2 separate regions of the Homo sapiens genome follow, and region 2 is linked to region 1. Evidence: chromatin loops called from intact Hi-C (ENCODE). Cell type or tissue: HCT116. All regions are shown on one strand. Each heading gives the region's core, and the rest is flanking DNA. Links, peaks and the distances in the headings are about the cores only.

Evidence for each region. Hi-C counts contacts between places; a loop is a spot of excess contacts. Peaks named below come from ENCODE experiments on the same cell type or tissue, not always from the same donor. Only the 100,000 strongest peaks of a DNase experiment are listed, where the experiment ranks them.
Region 2: a loop joins it to region 1, with 2.4 times the contacts of the local background. A loop is called at or near these places in 2 of 110 quality-filtered maps.

What each region holds. Positions count from the first base shown.
Region 1 is chr14:20,931,063-20,936,454 of GRCh38, forward strand. It overlaps LOC100507513 (a long non-coding RNA gene), which reads right to left. Exons shown (of 4, transcript XR_110261.4): 1 at 5,040-5,392. Among named protein-coding and RNA genes, the nearest start is that of RNASE2, 22 kb to the right of the region's middle. In HCT116, for the core only: a CTCF peak has its summit at 3,286 (motif pointing left); a DNase peak (open chromatin) is centred at 3,289; H3K27me3 peaks cover 436 bases.
Region 2 is chr14:20,702,710-20,708,101 of GRCh38, forward strand. EGILA (EGFR interacting lncRNA) reads right to left here and starts at 4,232. Exons shown (of 4, transcript NR_174964.1): 1 at 4,038-4,232. In HCT116, for the core only: no CTCF peak of the experiment used is centred there; no DNase peak of the experiment used is centred there.

The sequences.
Region 1 (5,392 bases), core at 216-5,215:
AGACACTTTGCAATCTATGAGTCTGCAATAAAGAATGAATGTGTCTGTGTGTGTGTGTGTGTGTGTGTGTGTGTGTGTGTGTGTGTTTTAAAGAGGCATATATGTGGTTCACTTGGTTTATGTATGTGAGTTACTTGATTGCTTATATGGGAATATTCTGAATACTTGATTAATTGAATAAACGAAATATAATTACATCATGTACAAAACTTTTCATAGTTTCATCTGCTTGATCATTATTCCTGTAAGACTCCATAGTAATATCTAATTGTATTTTTAGTGAGGAAGCTATTTTGGCCTGACCTTCAAAACTGTCTTTGCATTTGGTAGGACAAAAGACTAGCAAAAAAAAGCCTGAGGGGTTATTTTAAGTATTCTTATGAATTAGTGTTCCTCAGACTGTCTGGGTTAGCTGACTTGTGAAAAAACTAAAGGGACAGGATACTCAGTAAGTATGAATGTAACAGTTCACTCCTCAGTATTTCTGGAACAGGAAGGATTTTTCCTCATGCCCCCAACTGCCTCTAGCCAAACAGAAAAGCAAGAGGACAAAATTCTTTAAATCTTAAAAGGAAGCTATGGGTAAGCAGTGACATATAGAAACTAGCACATAGGTCATCAATTTTGTATCACTGGGATACTCATAATCAATCCCTAATGACTAATGACCAATTTTCGATAATAATAAACTATATAATCAAATATTATACACAAATTCATTGATAGTGTTTTCTGCCAGCCTGTAAGTGCCACACCTGAAAAAACTTCAAACTTTAGTGTAGTTTCCATTTGGATCACCTGGGGGAAGTTTTGCACTATGGATCCGTGGGCTCCATTCCGGATATACTCATACAGAACGTCTGCACATGGAGCTCAGGATTCTGCATTTTCAAGCATTTCCTCAAGTGGTTCTGAAACAACCTGTCTCCAGCCCAACTTTGAGATCCATTTTTTACCAAACTCTGGCTTCAGAAGCCTTCATGTACATCGGAAGTAATCTCAGTGTGGGGAAATTCCAAAGCACAGGAAGCGATGATACCATTTGCATTATTACCCAGATGATTCTAGCTACATACACCTATTATCCAGCATTTATGTCTTGATATGAGGCTTCTATTCAGTTGACCCTATTGATATCCAAGTGTACACAACTGACCTGTCAGGCTATAGCAACACTTCACTTATATGTAGGGAGAATTTGTGCAGGGCTTAGCTGAAGCTCATCATGGGGTATGAATTGACTTGGTCTTATTGCTATAACCCTTGGGTTCAGAAGACACTGAACAAATGCTTAAGAAACTGTTTTAGGTTAATGAATGGGGATATATTTAACTCCTCAGATAGCCAAAGAATCAAGAAGAAGGGATTGAGCTGGATGGCCCAATAGAAGTGTCCATTGATTGCACCCCCACACATACCAGCAGAAACACCACATTTAACAACAACTATCTACACACAAAAAAGCACCTACATAGGAAATGAAAATCAAGTCAACAATCATAGTACCTATTTTAACTTCATATCACTGAAAGAGGCACTGAAGAGGTTAGGAAAGACAATTTTGAATCACTGAGGCCACCACTCCCCCATCTCCCAACAGCCACCACATGGAGCTGAGACAGAATCTGAGTGCATGGGGGAGGGAGAGTTTAGCAATTGTGGAAATCTGCATTGAACTCAGTGCTGCCCTGTCACAGCCCATCCACAGAAGGAGCATTTAGACCACCTTAGCCAAAGGGGAATTGCCTATCCCAGCGGTCAGACACTGAGTTTGGGAAAGCTTTGCCACAGTAGGCTAAAGTGCTCTGGGGTCCTAAATATATTTGAAACTCAATCTAGGCCACAAGAACTACAACTACAAGGCAAGTCCCAGTGCTGTGCTGAGCTCAGAGCCAGTGGACCTAGACACCACTAGTGTGACACTTGTCAGGGCAGCTAAGGGAGTGCTTGCACAACCGCTCCCCCAACCCCAGGCAGCACAGCTCACAGCAATGAAAGTGACTCCTTCCTTCTGCTTGAGGAAAGGAGAGGAAAGAGTAACTAGGACTTTGTCTTACATCGTAAAGATCAGCTCAGCCACAATAGGATAGGGCACCAGTCAGAGTCATGAAGCCACCATTTCAGGCACTCGCTCCTGAAGGACATTTCTAGACACACCCTGCACCAGAAGAAAACCCACTGCCTAGAAGGAAAGGACCTAGTCCTTCCAGGATTCATCACCTGCTGACTGAAGAACCCTCAGGCCCTAAATAACCAGCAGCAATACCCAGTAGCACACTCCATGGGCCTTAGGTGAGACTCTGAGATATGCTGGCTTCAGGTGAGACCCACCATACTTACAGCTGGGGCAGTCATGAAGGGACAATTCTTCTGCTTGAGAAAAGCAGAGGGAAAAGTAAAGGGGACTCTGTCTTGCAGCTTAGATAGCAGCTCAGCTACAGCGGGGTAGAGCACCAAGCCGGCTCTTGGATCCCCAATTCCAGATCTTGGCTCTTGGCTGGCATTTCTGGACCTGCCCTGGGTCAGAGGGGAATCCACTTCCCTGAAGGGTGAGTCCCAGGCCAGGCAGCATTCACCACAAGCTGACTGCAGAGCTCCGGGGCCTTAAGGGAACATTGGCAGTAGCCTGGCAGTATTCCTCTTGAGCCTGTGTTGGAGGTAGCAGTGGGGAGAGGCTCCTCTGCCCATGGAAAGGTGAAGGAAGACTGGAAGGACTCCATCTCATGGCTTGAGTGCAAGCTCAGCCACAGTAAAACAGAACACCACGTAAACTTCCCAGGTTTTTTACTTTGGTCCCTGGCTCTCAGACAGAACCTCTGGACATGCCTGGGCCTAGAGGACCTCATGACCCTGAAGGGAAGGACACAGCCTGGCTGGTATTGCCACCTGCTCTAGGACCTTGTAGAGCTTTAGGGCCTGAGGCCCTTACTTCCAAGAAAGGAATAACTCTTTTCTAGTGAGCTGAACTGTAAAGCTCATAACACAAGTAGGTCCTCAGTGCATATTCACTTCCTTTCCTTCTTACCTGAGGTGCTGCAGTGTGAATCTGAAGGTGGCAGGTTCAACACTAAAGTGACGGACTGCAAGAAAGTTATGGTAGACTCAGAAATCTGTTCTTCAACATTTAGACTGTATTTATGCTGGCTGGATTTTCTGTTTATTCACCTATTATTCTCTACCCCTGTCAGCAACCAAGAAACTCGCAGCCCATCTCACGCTGTCTTAAAGGGAACCAAGAAGTTTTGGACTCTTGGCCTGCAGGAAGCATGCAGCGCGGCGCCCCCTGCCGGCCAATACAACGGCCACGGGAACTGGCAGACCACTGAGGCTCTGGGCGGGGCGGAGTTGCCCCTTCTCCTCCCACTTCTCTAGCAGCGGCTTCTTCTGGTGACACCCCGGGAGCCACAGGGATTTGGTTCCCTAAAGGAAGCGGTTTCCCACCAGGGTATCGTCCCTAATACCCTCCGAAGGAGTCCATTGAGGAGAAAGGAACAGAACGTCTGGCAGAATGCAGAAGGACCCTATGATCCAGGACATGTAGCGCCAGCCATCAGGAGGTTTTATGAGAGCAGCTGGTGGGAAGATCAGTCCCAGGAGAAGGGGTTTGTCTAGCAGCTTGGTTGGAGCAAGCCTTTTCCAGAGAATTATTTCCGTAATTCAGGCTCCCTCCCAACCCTCCACTGCCACCTTATCCTCCACCAAAAGCCCTGACACTGTGGCAGGGATAGGGGACGTGGGGTTGGTGGGGAACAGGCTGTAAGAAAGACGCGGGAGCCTATATGTGTCTGGGAAAAATGAGGGGTCCACGTGCAAGGGAAGAAGCATTTACAAAGAAGACTTTGACAGTGCTGCAAAGATTTGAAGGCGCAGGGTGCAAGTCATTCAGGTGCCGGTGTCAGGAGGAACCTAGCCATCCAGGTGAACAGATGCCCCCTTCTTGCAGCCCACTCGCATGGGCCTGGTGGACTCCTTCTTATTTTTGGTAGTGGCAGTGAAGAGGTCGGGTCCCTGCGCTGGCAAAGCAGTCAGTGACATTGACATCATGAGTACTGTTGCGGCAGCTGCACATGGAGGGGCTGTTGGTACAGGGCAGTGGTGGAGTTCTGCAGAAATCTGCTATGGTGGTCAGATTCTATGAATGAATGTGTGGATCTGCTCGCATTTACCCCTATAGATCAGCCAACTGCGCCTCATCATCACATCACAGTATCGGTGGTGTCCTCTAGGGACCCACGACCTGGGGTTGTCTATATGTCGTGTTAAGAAGGGCAGGGCTGGAGTGAAGACAGTTAGGTCCAAAAGGAGGAAGAGGAGGAGGGTCCATATCAGATTCATGTTTCTTGTGAAAGCATTTCAAAGAAGAGCAGAGTCAAAAGAGCAAGCCATGGTCCCTTGTCCTGTTCCTAAGAAGTCTTGGCCCAACACTTAGTGTTCGCAGTTCTCCCCTCCTGCCATTTCTACACTTATTCTTCGTGTACTCATGGCAACAAGTGTTCTCACATCCTTCTTCCACCTCCTTGTCAATAACGGAGATGGCTACCACCCTCTCAACCCTTTATGGGATTATCCTATGTACAAGGTTATTTCCAAACCCCAAAGTGATTCTTGCTCCTTACCTAAGCAGACCAGTTAAACTAAAAACTTTCATCTCTGAGGTGTTTGCATCTATCAGTTCAACTGCCACTCACCCATAGCCTTGAGATGAGGCAGGCATGATTGCCAACCCCTTTTTAGAGTGACTTAACTCAGAAGGGAATTGACAGATTCATATGACCTGCATCTTAGAAAATATTTTCACTTCCTTAAATACAAATGTCTGTTTAAACGCTGTTTTTAAAAATGAGAGCATTTCAATTTTAAGGGAGTAGAGTTTATGTTTCCCCCACATATTTCTCTGCCTCAAAATAAAGATTCCCAACTCTTCCATGTATAGAGCCTATCTTCCAGAAATGTTCTAATTCTTGGTGCTCAGGGATTCTGGGTGACTGTGTGTGAGCCTTCTGTCTCTAGCTCTAATATCTGACTCTTTTTTTAAATACCTGGGAGTTCCAGGAAAGGGTTTTCTGCAGAGCAGATGACATCCACAGAGATGGATATTTTTCTCTCAGAGGTTGATACTCCTAGTAGAAATGGAATCCCCGTTGCCTCTCTCCTTCCTCTAATCTTGTAGAAATTTCATTGTGGATATTTTCTTCCCAGAGGTTAGGGTGCAGGCCGTATGGAAAACTCTCAGGCCTGTCAATGATTTTAAACAGATTCCCAGGTAATGCTAATTTTATGCTTACTATTTCACACCTGAAATATTCACCAGCATCACACAGAGTGCCTATGACATCACTGCAAATATGCAGAAACTTGGGGTTTAGTGTCTATCATAAGCTTGCTACTGGAG
Region 2 (5,392 bases), core at 278-5,277, 230 kb before region 1:
CAAGTGGCAACATATTTCTGAGTTGCAATTACTTGCCTCCACTATGAGAGAAGCCCCAGCCACATCTCCAGCACACAAGAACTTCAAAATGCCTGAACTGCAGTGGCCAGGTGTTCCTCCAGGACCTCCTCCCCCAGGATCTTGCTTCAAGTGCTAGAAATCTGGCCACTGGGCCAAGGAATGCCTGCAGCCCGGGATTCCTCCTAAGCCATGTCCCATCTGTGCGGGACCCCACTGGAAACCGGACTGTCCAACTCGCCCAGCAGCCACTCCCAGAGCCCCTGGAATTCTGGCCCAAGGCTCTCTGACTGACTCCTTCCCAGATCTTCTTGGCTTAGTGGCTGAAGACTGACGTGGCTCAATTATCTCAGAAGCCTCCTGGACCATCACAGATGCTTTCGGTAACTCTTACAGTGGAGGGTAAGTCCATCCCCTTCTTGATCAATATGGAGGCCACCCACTCCACATTACCTTCTTTTCAAGGGCCTGTTTCTCTTGCCTCCATAACTGTTGTGCATATTGATGGCCAGGCTTTTAAAACTCCCCAACTCTGGTGCCAACTTGGACAACATTTTTTATGCACTCCTTTTTAGTTATCCCCACCTGCCCACCTCCCTTATTAGGTTGAGACATTTTAACTAAATTATCTGCTTCCCTGACTATTCCTGGGCTACAGTCACACCTATTCCCACCCTTTTCCCCAGTTCACATACTCCTCTTCTGTCTCCCTACCTTAATCCACAAGTATAGGATACCTGTGCTCCTTCCTTGGTGACCGATCATGCACCCCTTACCATCCCTTTAAAACCTAATCACCCTTACTCCTCTCAATGCCAGTATGCCATCCCACAACAGGCTTTGAGGGGACTAAAGCCTGTTATCACTTGCCTGTTACAGCATGGCCTTTTAAAGCCTACAAGCTCTCCTTACAATTCTCCCATTTTACTTGTCCAAAAACTGGACAAGCCTTACAGGTTAGTTCAGGATCTGCACCTTATCAACCAAATTGTTTTGCCTATCCACTCTGTGGTGCCCAACCCGTACACCCTTTTGTCCTCAATAAATTCCTCCACAGCTCACTATTCTGTTCTTGATCTTAAAGATGCTTTTTTCACTATTCCCCTGCACCTGTCATCCCAGCCTCTCTTTGCTTTTACCTGGACTGATCCTGACACCCATCAGCCTCAGCAACTTACCTGGGCTGTACTGCCACAAGGCTTCAGGGACAGCCCCCATTACTTCAGTCAAGCCCTTTCTCATGATCTACTTTCTTTCTGTCCATCTGCTTCTCACCTTATTCAATATTTTGATGACCTTCTACTTTATAGCCCCTCCTACAAATCTTCTCAACGGGACACCCTCCTGTTCCTCCAATATCTGTTCTCAAAAGGATATCATGTATCCCCCTCCAAAGCCCAAATTTCTTCCTCATCTGTTACCTATCTCAGCATAATTCTTCATGAAAACACACGTGCTCTCCTTGCTGATTGTGTCCAGCTGATCTCTCAAACCCCAGTCCCCACCACCAAACAACAACTCCTTTCCTTCTTAGGCACTGTTGGATATTTCCGATTCTGGATATCAGGCGTCGCTATCCTGACGAAACCACTTTACAAGCTCAGAAAGGGCAACTTAACTGATCCCATGGACCCTAAGTCTTTTCCCCATTCTTCTTTTCACTCTCTCAAAAACGCCCTGGAGACCGCTTCCACACTAGCACTCCCCGACTCGTCCCATTCTTTTTCCTTACACACAGCTGAAATACAAGGCTGTGCTGCCAGAGTCCTCACACAGGAGCCAGGCCCGTGACCTGCTGCCTTTCTATCAAAACAACTTGACCTCCCAATTCTGGGGTGGCCCTCATGTGTGCATGCAGCAGCAGCCACAGCTTTAATACTTCTGGAAGCCCTCAAAATTACAAGCTATGCTCCACTTACTCTCTACTGTTCCTGTAACTTTCCAAATCTATTCTCCTCCTCACGCTTGACACGTATACTTTCTGTGCCCCAGCTCCTTCAACTGTACTCACTATTTGTTGAGTCTCCCACAATTACCATTGTTCCTAGTCCAGACTTCAATCCAGCCTCTCATCTTATTCCTGATACTGCATCTGAGCCCCATGACTGTATCCCTCTAATCCACGTGGCATTCTCCCCTTTTCCCCATATTTTCCTCTTTCCTGTTCCCTACCCAGACCACACTTGGTTTATTGATGGTAGTTCTTCCAGGTCCAATCGCCAATCACTGGCAAAGGCAGGCTATGCTATAGTATCTTCCACATCTATCATTGAGGCTACAGGCCTGCCCCCTTCTGCTACCTCTCAACAAGCTGAAATCATTGCCTTAACTCGAGCCCTCATTCTTGCAAAGGAACTACGTGTCAATATCTATACCAATTCCAGGTATGCCTTCCACATCCTTCACCACCATGCTGTTATATGGGCAGAAAGAAGTTTCCTCACTACACAAGGGTCCTCCATCATTAATGCCTCCTTAATAAAACCTCTTCTTAAAGCTGCTCTACTTCCAAGAAAACTGAGGCCATTCACTGTAAAGGCCAACAAAAGGCATCAGATCCCATCACTCAGGGCAATGCTTATGCTAATAAGGTAGCTAAACAAGCAGCTGGCGTTTCAACTTCTGTCCCTCATGGCCAGTTTTTCTCTTTCTCATCTTTTCACTTTACATTTCCAGTTTCGCCTTACACAAGGTCTCTTCTTCCCCTGTGGCTCCTCCCCTACATGTGTCTACCTGTTAATTAGACAGGCACATGCACACTAGTTTTCCTTACCCCCAAAAATCAACTTGCAAATGGGACCCAAGAGCTTCCTGTTCCCCTCATGACACCAACACTTCACTACTATTTTGTTTTGTTTTTCTTATTATTAATATAAGAAGACAGGAATATGCCCTTGACTTACTCACTGCTGAAAAAGGGGGACTCTGTATATTTTTAAATGAAGAGTGTTGTTTCTACCAAAATCACTCTGGCCTAGTATATGACAACATAAAAAAAACTCAAGGATAGCGCCCAAAAACTCACCAACCAAGCAAATAATTATGCTGAACCCCCTTAGGCACTCTCTAATTGGATGTCCTGAGCCCTCCCAATTTTTAGTCCTTTAATACATGCTTTTCTCCTTCTCTTATTTAGACCTTGTGTCTTCTGATCAGTTTCTCAATTCATACAAAACTGCATTCAGGCCATCATCAATCATTCTGTATGACAAATGCTCCTTCTAACAACCCCACAATATCACCCTTGATGCCCAAATCTTTCTTCAGTTTAATCTCTCCCACCCTAGGTTCCCATGCTGCCCCTAATCCCACTTGAAGCAGCCCTGAGAAACATTGCCCATTATCTCTCCATACCACCCCCCAAAATTTTTGCCGCTCCAACACCTCACCACTATTTTGTTTTGTTTTTCTTATTAATATAAGAAGACAGGAAATGTCAGACCTCTGAGCCCAAGCCTGCAAGTATACATCCAGATGGCCTGAAGCAACTGAAGAACCACAAAAGAAGTGAAAATAGCCAGTTCCTGCCTTAACTGATGACATTCCACCATTGTGATTTGTTCCTGCCCCACCTTAACTGATCAATTAACCTTGTGACATTCCTTCTCCTAGACAATGAGTCTCAGAACCTCCCCACTGAGCACCTTGTAACCCCTGCCCCTGCCTGCAAGAGAATAACCCACTTTGACTGTAATTTTCCACTACCTACCCAAATCTTATAAAACTGCCCCACCCCATCTCCCTTTGCTGACTCCTTTTTCGGACTCAGTCTGCCTGCACCCAGGTGATTAAAAAGCTTTATAGCTCACACAAAGCCTGTTTGGTGGTCTCTTCACATGGACGCACATGACAGGAGCAGAGATATATGAAGATGCTAGCTGCTTAAGAAGGGAAGTGTGAGTGTGTGTGTGTGTGTGTGTGTGTGTGTGTGTGCACATGTTTAAGGGCAAAACTGACAAAACTGAAAACATTTGAATTACAGCAGATACAGAAAGAAATCTTACCTGAACTTCTCTCACCTGACTAAAGCAGAGCCTCCCAGAAATGCCCCCACCATTATCTCCCTCCGGAGGGGTCCTCATGTAATGGTAATAGGTCTTTTGCCTGATGTGCACAGCATGTCAATATGCCAAGACACTGGGTTGCAGCAGAGAAAGAGGTTTAATTGCAGGGCTGCTGAACCAAAAGATGGAAGGAAACCTCAAATCCATTTCCTCAAAGAGTTTGAGGCTGTTGTTTTTAAGGATTTGGAGTAGGTGGAAATAAGAGATCACTAATTGGTTGAAGAATGCAGAGTGAAGTCATGGGACAGAGAGATGAAAAAACAGTATTCTCATGCTGATCAGTTCATCAGTTGGGCTCTTTAAAGTTGGTGGTGTCAGCTGTTCTGCCGGAATTCAGGATCTGCATAAACAATTCTTAAACAAAAGCCTTATGATTCTAATGTCAAAGATCTTATCTATGGGAACAATGAGAATGCAAATTATCAGTAGCTAGTGTTCGTGAGTTTTGGTTACAAGGAAGTGGGTCAAAGTGTAGCCTGATTAACACTTACTCATAATTATATTTTTGTCCAGGATTCTTGTTAACCGTGTGAGGATTACTTCACCCAGACAGGAGATATTCCAAGAAAATTGTGTAAAACTTTATCCAAAGCTTCTATTTGTCTTTCCCAAAAGTCATTTGTTTTCCTATAGAAGTCATTTCTCCCTCCTTCTTTTCCCCTATGAGTTGATAACTAAACTTCTGTCTCTAGCTCTTCATCAAGCCTCTTCATCTGAATGCTTCCACAAGTTATGAATACAACTTGTTTTCTTTCCCCCTGCTAACCTGTCTATAGTTAATTCACAGGCTCCCACCCACTGAACCAAAGTTGGTAGAGGGAAAGTTTTCCCTCCTAATAGCATGTCTGTGTATATTTAGAGTGAGAAAGAAGGATGAAGAGATAATTCGTCTTTGTCACCATCCAGGTAGTCATGGGAGTTGGGACCTGTGGTATAATAAAAAATAAATTTGAACTTAGTTCCTGGTTCCTGCCACAGACCTTCTAAAATGCTTGGAATTTCCTGAGTGATAGTGTAACCAAACTAAGGGTCAGCTGATCACTGCTCACTGCTCAAAAGCAAGACTTGCAAGACAAGAGTTGGTGCAGGAAAAGCAGGTTTATTCAAGAGCTAGCAACCTGAGGAGATGGTGGACTAGCGCCTCAAAGACTATTTCAAAATTTTAGGCTAGCTAAAGGGATTTTAAGAAGTAGGAGGCATGGAAACTATGAGCAGGAGTGGTGCAGGGTGCAGGTTTGCATGTCTTACTCTGATGGCTATCTTCAGTAACGGATCACCTGGAGGTCTGGCTGGCATCACCATGACTGCAA